Regions from separate parts of the Homo sapiens genome. Here region 1 is linked to region 2. Evidence: chromatin loops called from intact Hi-C (ENCODE). Cell type or tissue: natural killer cell. All regions are shown on one strand.

Region 1 (4,000 bases), 120 kb before region 2:
AAGGTAGTGCCCAGACAGGACAGCATGGTGAATATCACCTGGGAACATGGGAGAAATGAACATTCTAAGCCCCACTTCCTTTCTTAATGGACTAGGGCCCAGCAACCTGTGTTTTCACAAGGCTCCAGGTAATTCTGATGCATGTAAGGTTTAAAACTCCTTCCATTTCACAAGGTCCTCCCCAAATTACCACTTTCTCATTTCAGCCAGTTCCACACTTCAGTCAGGGCCTGTGACTTTTAACAAACCCTGTGTCTCTGCACAGATGCAGATCTCGTATCTCTCAGGATGCTGGCAGTTTCCAGGCAGAAAGCAAACAAGCAAACCAAACTCAAAGAGGCTTTGAGTAAATGCACGTTGTGGCTCCAAGACTATAGGGCATCGAGGTGGCCCTAGCTCCAGGCAAGGCTGGACGCAGCAGCCCTATGGTATCTCATGAGTCCTCTTTGCTTCTCTTTCTGATCTCCCTTTCCTGTGAGAGGCCCTGGGTGGCTGCCAGTACCTGCCAGTGTTACATGAATCCTTTGTTCATTTTCTGCAAGGAAGAGTGAGTCTGTGATCCCACTGGAAAAAAACATCACTAGGCCCTTTCGGATGTGACTGACTTAGGAACCGAATTTCCTAACCTGTCGCTGTGGTTATGGGGATGGGTTTCATTGATTTGCTTAAGTTAATCAAGGCACATAACTTGAATCTTTGGGTTTACTGAATTTTACATAAACTTAAAGCCTGAGAATGGTGCAGAAGGGAGATTTTCCTGAGGAAATGTGAGTTTCGGGCATCAGGAAACATGCAGAATAGATGCTGGTTAGGAAAAACAAGTTTTCACTATAATGTGTTTGTCTTTTTCCTGTTATTTTTGTCTTCGTGATATAAAAGGCACTAATACTTTGTGTGTGGTAAACATTTCTTCTCCTATGCTCTCTAGATTAGAAACTATTAGTCGTCCACTTTCCTGAATGACTTTATTTTTAATAAGATGCTGACTCGTGTATTTCCTGTTGCACAGTGAATGACTATTGCCCAAACCTAGGGCAAAAGAGACATAAACTCTTCATGATGTCAAGGTAACCACTAGAAAATGGGGCTACATACCCACGCCAGAACATACTGAGAAAGGTAGAACTGGACCTGCCATAGGCACTGCCCACCTTCCTTCATAGAAGCCAAAGATCGGGCACTGAGGATGCAGGAGGAGATGAGACAATTCTTAGAACAATGAGTCCTCAATAGAAATTGTCCATATTAAGGAACAGAAGGGAGTCCTTTCATAGTGGATGGACAAAGGGGTAGACAAGGAGACTGCAAGCGAAGGAGACACTTCATACTTGCCGTTTTTATTCCTCTTCTTTCCTGGGAACTGCACCCACAAAAATACATTATGTGGGATTGACCACATCCCAAATGCTAGGTGGCTCCTGATTAAAATAAGCTGATTTGCATCTTGAGTTTTTTAAACTTACCATAACATAAGCATTTCTCATGTCACTGCATTGTTTGTAAAGGCTGCCTAATAGCCAATTAAGGGAAGAGCCCATAATTTTCTCAGCAATTTCCATATCATAGGCATTTAAATTGGGTCCAATTTTAAGTTGCTATAAATATGCTGGGGACCAAATACACTTATGCATTGTTCATTTTTTCCATATTTGAATTTATTTCTATGGAGAATAGATTCCTAGACATGGACCCTCTTGGCCAAAGGCTAAGAACATTTATTTCAAGGTTCCTTATGCATATTAGCACCCACATTAAACACATCTTTAGGTCCTTGGCTTAGCGCATATCTCTCTTGAATGAACAGATGTCTGAAAGCCTGGCTGTACTCTCATCGCTCAGTAGCTCAGGCTTTGCTAATACAGCTCTGTCCATCTGTGTGTGATTGAAGTTGGGCTGTGCTGCTCAGGACTCCTGGCATCATTGCATAAGTCAAGTCTACGCCGTTAGAACAGCTGTGGGATAACATAGAAGTTTCTGCTCTGCCAGGGAAAATATGACTACAGAGCTTTAGTGAGAAGGAACTAGCTAAGTGTGGTCCGGGGTGACAACAATATCTCACGTCCTCTCACTGTGGAAACCACTTCCCCATAAACAGCCCCAAGACAAGTGAGCACTTGAACTGTTCCTGCAAATACCCTGAGCCCTGTGGTTACCCAAGACCCCCGTGCATGTGCAAGTCAACAAGATACCACGGTGCTTAAAAAACATCCTGTCTCATCAGCCCCGGTTTCCATCTTCCCATGACTCAGGGCTTACCTCTTTAGAGAAGGGGACACAGCTTGGACCCCAGAAGGGGGCTGGTGACTGAGTGCGCAAGAGCTCACTTTCTTGGGCCCCCACGTCCTCCTCATTCACGATGCCCCCCTGTTCCTGGGCCTCCTCTCACGAGTCAGTCTTTGTCCTGCCTTTTGCTGTTGTTCCCTGCACTCTCTGGCTGGGGTCAAACCACATCACCAAAGTCCAAGGACAAAGGTACCCAAGTGAAACAGAGAACTTCCTAAGGGATTTTCAAAATGCCCTGGGCTATCTGTTCGGGAAGATTTTCTTCCCCAAAGAGTTTTCAGTTTTTATTCTATAAATCTTAAAGGCAGGATACGGTCTTGTCCTACTTAGGGAAGGAGAACACTGAGTAGGTTTCAACAAGCGGCAGAACCCAGCTACAATCCCGGTGGCCAGCTGAGTCATAAAATTGCCACAGGTCTGCCTCACAGGTGATTTGCAGAGATGGCCTCTTGCTGGAAAAATCTCTTCTTAGACCATATTATGTTCCACCAGTAAAGCTGGAATAAGAGGCAGAATATTTAATTAGCTGCAATTCCTACAGAGGGAGACGGAGGCCAAACCTAAGGCTCAAACAGAAATGGAAGGGAAAAGTGGGGAAACAAGAAATCCCCAACTTCCTGCTGGTTCTTCTCACCCCCACATCCCCAACTTCCTGCCAGTTCTTCTCATCCCCAAATCATCCCCTGAACAGTGCTGTCTCCATCTGCTTCCTTCTGATTTTATCACTGGGTAGAAGGAGTTGGCTCATTTGTCCCCAGTGAAAAATGACTCAGGGTCACGCTGCTCCTTCCCTCAGAATGCCCAGGTCCCCAAGCACCCAGGCATCTGCTGCTTTTCCTAGGATCCCCAGAAGCCCCCTAGCAAAATGGTAGATGGCAATTATGAGACTCACTGCTGGTGCCAGGTGAGGGCTGGTGCTCCTGCCCATCTCTAGAGAGAAGCAGGACTTGGAGGGTGGCAGCCTGCAAGGGCACCAGTCGGTTTGAGGGCCATCCTGGGGACCCCAGGCCTTTGAGGTCCTATCTGGTGGTGGGACACAGGGAAGGGCCATAGAGGTGTTTTCTGGCCTGACCTGGGGTCTGCAAGGAACCACGGAAGAGCTGCCCCTGACAGAGGGAAGACAGGAGGAAGTGTTAGCCGGAAGAGGCTGCCTGAAGAGACCCCCTGAGCCACTGATGAAAGGTCTAGGGAGCTGAGGTTGGACAAAGAGTCCTGAGCAAGTGGACAGGCCCTACACTTGCCAAGACAGAGAGAAGAAGGTAGCACGGAACCAGGAATTCTCTTGCTGATTCCTCAATTTTTATAACTGTCTCTTTTAACAGCTTCCAGAATGAAAGTGGCTGAGGCTGGCAGGTCTGTGCCAACCCCATCGAGTTCTGGTGCCAAGTGCATCACTGACCTCAGAGTCGAATCCCTGAGTGACCTGGAAGCAACAAGACACTGTTACATTTGTGGCAAATTAGGAGGCAGGGACCCAGGCCCTAGGGACGTCCCTTCAATTCCTGAACCTACCCCTACCCAAGCAACCACACTCTGGGGCTCTTCTTAACATGCATTTCAACTTATCTATTTAATTTTTGTAATGTATTTCTATGCGTTCTTGACTGCTTGTCGGAAGGGACCTCACAACACCCTCTACGCCCCTTCCTCAGCCCCTCCAGTCACACAGCGGCTGACACATATTCAGGCACATGGCTATTCTTTGCGGCTCTCGTAC
Region 2 (4,000 bases):
CAAATAGCTTTTTATATGATTTGTTATGTGAACTATAGATTACACCAAAAAGCAGTAAAGCTAATTTTGAAAACACATAAAATACAGAAAAGAATAAAAACTCATTTAGAATCTCAAAGCTGGGTAGGCAGCAGGCAAACGGAGGCAGGAATGTGAGAGTTTTTTTCTACATTCCCTATTGTGGCATATGTGCATTCTGATGCAAAACCTGAAAAAAAAATTTCATTGAAGGTAGGAAAAATTCTAGTACCCAAACCTAGCCACTTTTTTTTTTTAAAAAACAGTTTGGTATATTTCTTTCCAGTGCAGTTTTTTTCTAGGCTTATGATAGTACTGTTTGCTCATTTGCTTTTTTCCTTCTTCTTACTGTGTCTGGTGGGGGAAGACATTACTGTTGTCATGATACAGGTTTTAATTTTGTATTTTTTTATTTATACAGCCATGCATCACTTAATGACAAAAATACATCTGAGGAACTTGTCATTAGTCTGTTTTGTTATTGTGGGAATATCATAGACTTACACAAACCTAGATGGTGTAGTCTACCGTACACCTTCACTGTATGGTACAGCCTGTAGCTCCTAGGCTACAAAGTTGTACAGCATGCCACTGTACTGAATACTGTAGGCAACTGCAATGCAATGTTAAGTATTTGCATATCTAAACATATCTAAACATAGAAAAGGTATAGTACAAATACAGAATTATAATCTTATGGGACCACCACTGTATAATATATGCAGTTTGTCATTGACCAAAGCATTGTTATGCAGCATATGACTGTGCTTAATATTAAAAGACTTTTCCAAATCATTCCAGTATTTTTAAGAACTGCCTAATTTACTTAAGCCTAGTGCATTAATATTGTCATGCACTACTGTAACATATGTGGGTTGGTTTCAATTTTTCCTTTTTTTTTAGATGGAGTCTCACTCTGTTGCCCAGGATGGAGTACAGTGGTGTGATCCCAGGTCAATGCAACCCCCACTTCCCAGGTTCAAGCGATTCTCCTACCTCAGCCTCCTGAGTAGCTGGAACTACAGGCGTGCACCACTATGCCCAGCTAATTTTTGTATTTTTAGTGAAGATGAGGTTTCACCATGTTGGCCAGGCTGGTCTCGAACTCCTGACCTCAGGTGATCTGCTTGCCTCGGCCTCCCAAAGTGCTAGGATTACAGGTGTAAGCCACTGCACCTGGCCAATTTTTCATTGTTATAAGTTGTGCCAAACATCTGTATGCAAAAAACTTTCTCCATAAGTGAGGTTATTTCTGTAGGATATTTTCCTAGCTGTGGGCTTCCTGGGTGAAAAAATAAGGGCATCTAAGGCTCCTGATCTATATAGACACCCCATATGTCATGCATATTCATGTCTATTACCCAGAGTCAAACCCAATGATGGCATATTGTAGGGAGCTATGAATGTTCAATGAATCAAACAGCAGTTAAAAGCCTGGCCCCATCATTCTTGTCATTCCCATAGTCCAGACTTTCCCTATTCCATTCTGTCCATTTGGGTCTGGATCAAACACAACTCGAACTACTTAAGATTCTGGGGTATCATCTTACATGTCACTTCTGTGCAATGGAAACACAACACTAGAAATATCTGTTCCATAGGAGGAAATGACCATGGTGCCATTCACAAATAGATCTGTTCTTGATAGAAGGTACCAGCTAAGCTTGGCTTCTTGGTAACACCAATTCTTGACGTCCTCCTCATGAGTTAAGCATTTCTTAGAAGCACTCCGATTAACACGATGTAATGGTCCTTTTCACCCAGGGTGTGGTTTAAATGTGACTTGTGCTGCCCAGAACGCTGTGGCATGACCATTTACATCACACCATGTGGTCAGAGGAGCTGCAGCACAGCATTAGAGAGCTGCTCTGTGGTGGAAGTGTTAATCTGAAGATCTCTCCTTGTACGTATGACTTCAACACTAACATCTCACCCTCTCTCACTGTCAAAAACATTTCTGCACATTCAGCCCCAACAAGTGAGCAGTTGAGTTGCTCTTGTACATCCTGAACCCCTGGGGGACCCAAGGTACCCCAACATGTACAACTCAGAGCAAGACACCATGCACTTAACATCTTCCCCTCTGGTCATCCCCAGTCTCCAGCTCCTCATGGTTTAGAGTTGCCTGTAAAGGGTTGAGGACATGGCTTGGACCCCAGAACGATGTAGGTGGCAGTGAGTGCCCAGTCCTGTTTTGGCATTGCCTACACTCCTCTGCCTGCCCAACACTGAACAGGTCTTCTTTGGTGCCCTCCATCTCCTCTCCATGGCCCTCAGCTCACAAGTCTCATCTGTCCCGTGAGACTCTCTTGACCCTTGTCCTTTCTTCATTTTAGAGTTGTTTCCCTATGCTCTGGACAGACATTTAAGCCATATCACTTAATTCTTGTGGATTAAGATTCTCTAAGTAAAATCAAAGAACTTCACAAAAGGTTTCAAAATGTTCTGGGCTATTTTCTGAGGACTTAGATATCTAACCTAGATCTGAAAGGCAGGAGAGGGCTAGGACCCATTGTTAGTTGGGAAAACTGGGGCCTAACTCAGTCATTCACAAGATGCAAACTCTGGGTCTAGTTGGTTCCTAGGGTGAGGAAGTGGCAGAGTTCCTTCAGTTCTCCTGAGAAGCTCTACTCCTACAGCGATTTAGAGACGATGGTCTCTTGCTGGGAAAAGTCTCTGTAGACTGAATGAAGTTCCTACCCAAAAGAGATGGAACAAAGGCCAGCCATTCCAAGAGCTATACTCCCTGAAGAGGGAGCAAGGGAGTGAGAGTAAGACAGAGGCAGAGATTTAAAAGAAACACTCAAAGTCAAGGATGAATGCCTGACTTCCTTAGTTCCTTTTGTGCCCTACTTCACAGTCCTGAGCAGTGAGGTCTTCATCAACTTCTTGCTGGTCCCTTTTCAAGAGTGGAAGAAATTTACTTGGTTTTTCTCAGGTTCTGGATGCTGGTTCCCTCACGGTTAAGGCACCCCATTGTCTCCTGCCTCTCTTATGTTTCTCCATATCCACTGCAAATTTGCTGACTCCAGCAGCTGGTGCTCTTACCCTGGCGTAATGTCAGCATCAGTCCTTCTGTCTGCAAATAGGGCATATGGAGGAGACAACCCATGGGACAAGGGACAAGGAGCACGTAAGCACAAGTAGGAGGTGGGAGCTACTATGGACTTTCATATCCAGTGTGAAGGTAAAATGAAGGTAAAATGAAGACATTTCCAAGCAAGCAAAAAATGGAGACTTCACTATCAGAAGACCCACAGTAATGAAAATACTAAGAGGATTCCTTTAGGCAGAAGAAAAGTGATTGCAGATGGAGCTCAGAGATGCAGAAGAATTTAAGAGGACAGGAAGAGCAAATATGTGATGAAAACTAAATGAATATTGACTGTATAAAGTAATTAAAATATATCATAGGATTTTAATTTTAAGACCGCTCACCACTGGTTTTATAATAGGCAACCGAAAATTTGCAGTGCATCTACTGGGAGGTGTAGGAGAAGCAGCAGATGCATGGGGTGTGAATCTTATCTGAGGGAACAAAGACAACAGGAGTTGCTCAGGAGAAGAAGCCCAGGCGGGTCACAAAGGAGCAAAGGGAGACAGCATAGCTCAGAGTTGAGGCCTGCAGGAAAAGAAAGCTGGAAATAATCTGGCTTTTTGTTTGTTTCTCCTTAATTTCCCTAGTCTTGTCTCTCCATTTTAGTCTTTATTTTACGCTACAGGGAATCAAGCTCCCTGAATAGTCTATGCCCTTCTCCTAACTCTCCTTGGGGAATTTTTTTTCTAATAGATTAAATCACAAGATAGCTGAGAAAAGTATAGACATCTTTTATGTTACCCAAGGGGTTGAACTCTAGGAGACTGCTGAGGTCATTGTAAAACTTACCAGCACCAGTGAGAACTAAATAGACCTAGATTCTACCTCACGCTAATAACCCAATGAATTAGACTTCAACCATCTCATTTATCTCAGTAGGATAAA

Evidence for each region. A loop is a pair of places that touch in the nucleus more often than their neighbours do. Peaks named below come from ENCODE experiments on the same cell type or tissue, not always from the same donor. Only the 100,000 strongest peaks of a DNase experiment are listed, where the experiment ranks them.
Region 1: it touches region 2 in a loop (3-fold over the local background); 1 of 110 quality-filtered maps calls a loop at or near these places.

Annotation. Positions count from the first base shown.
Region 1 is chr17:36,187,203-36,191,202 of GRCh38, reverse strand. LOC128966684 reads right to left here. Exons shown (of 4, transcript XM_054328434.1): 3 at 3,176-3,389; 4 at 1,695-2,780. The coding sequence ends at 3,303. Among named protein-coding and RNA genes, the nearest start is that of CCL3L3, 7.6 kb to the left of the region's middle. In natural killer cell, no CTCF peak of the experiment used is centred here; DNase peaks (open chromatin) are centred at 2,092, 2,662 and 2,932; H3K27ac peaks cover 915 bases.
Region 2 is chr17:36,064,605-36,068,604 of GRCh38, reverse strand. All of the region lies in intron 1 of CCL18 (C-C motif chemokine ligand 18), which reads right to left. Among named protein-coding and RNA genes, the nearest start is that of CCL18, 2.3 kb to the right of the region's middle. In natural killer cell, no CTCF peak of the experiment used is centred here; a DNase peak (open chromatin) is centred at 1,844; H3K27ac peaks cover 3,881 bases.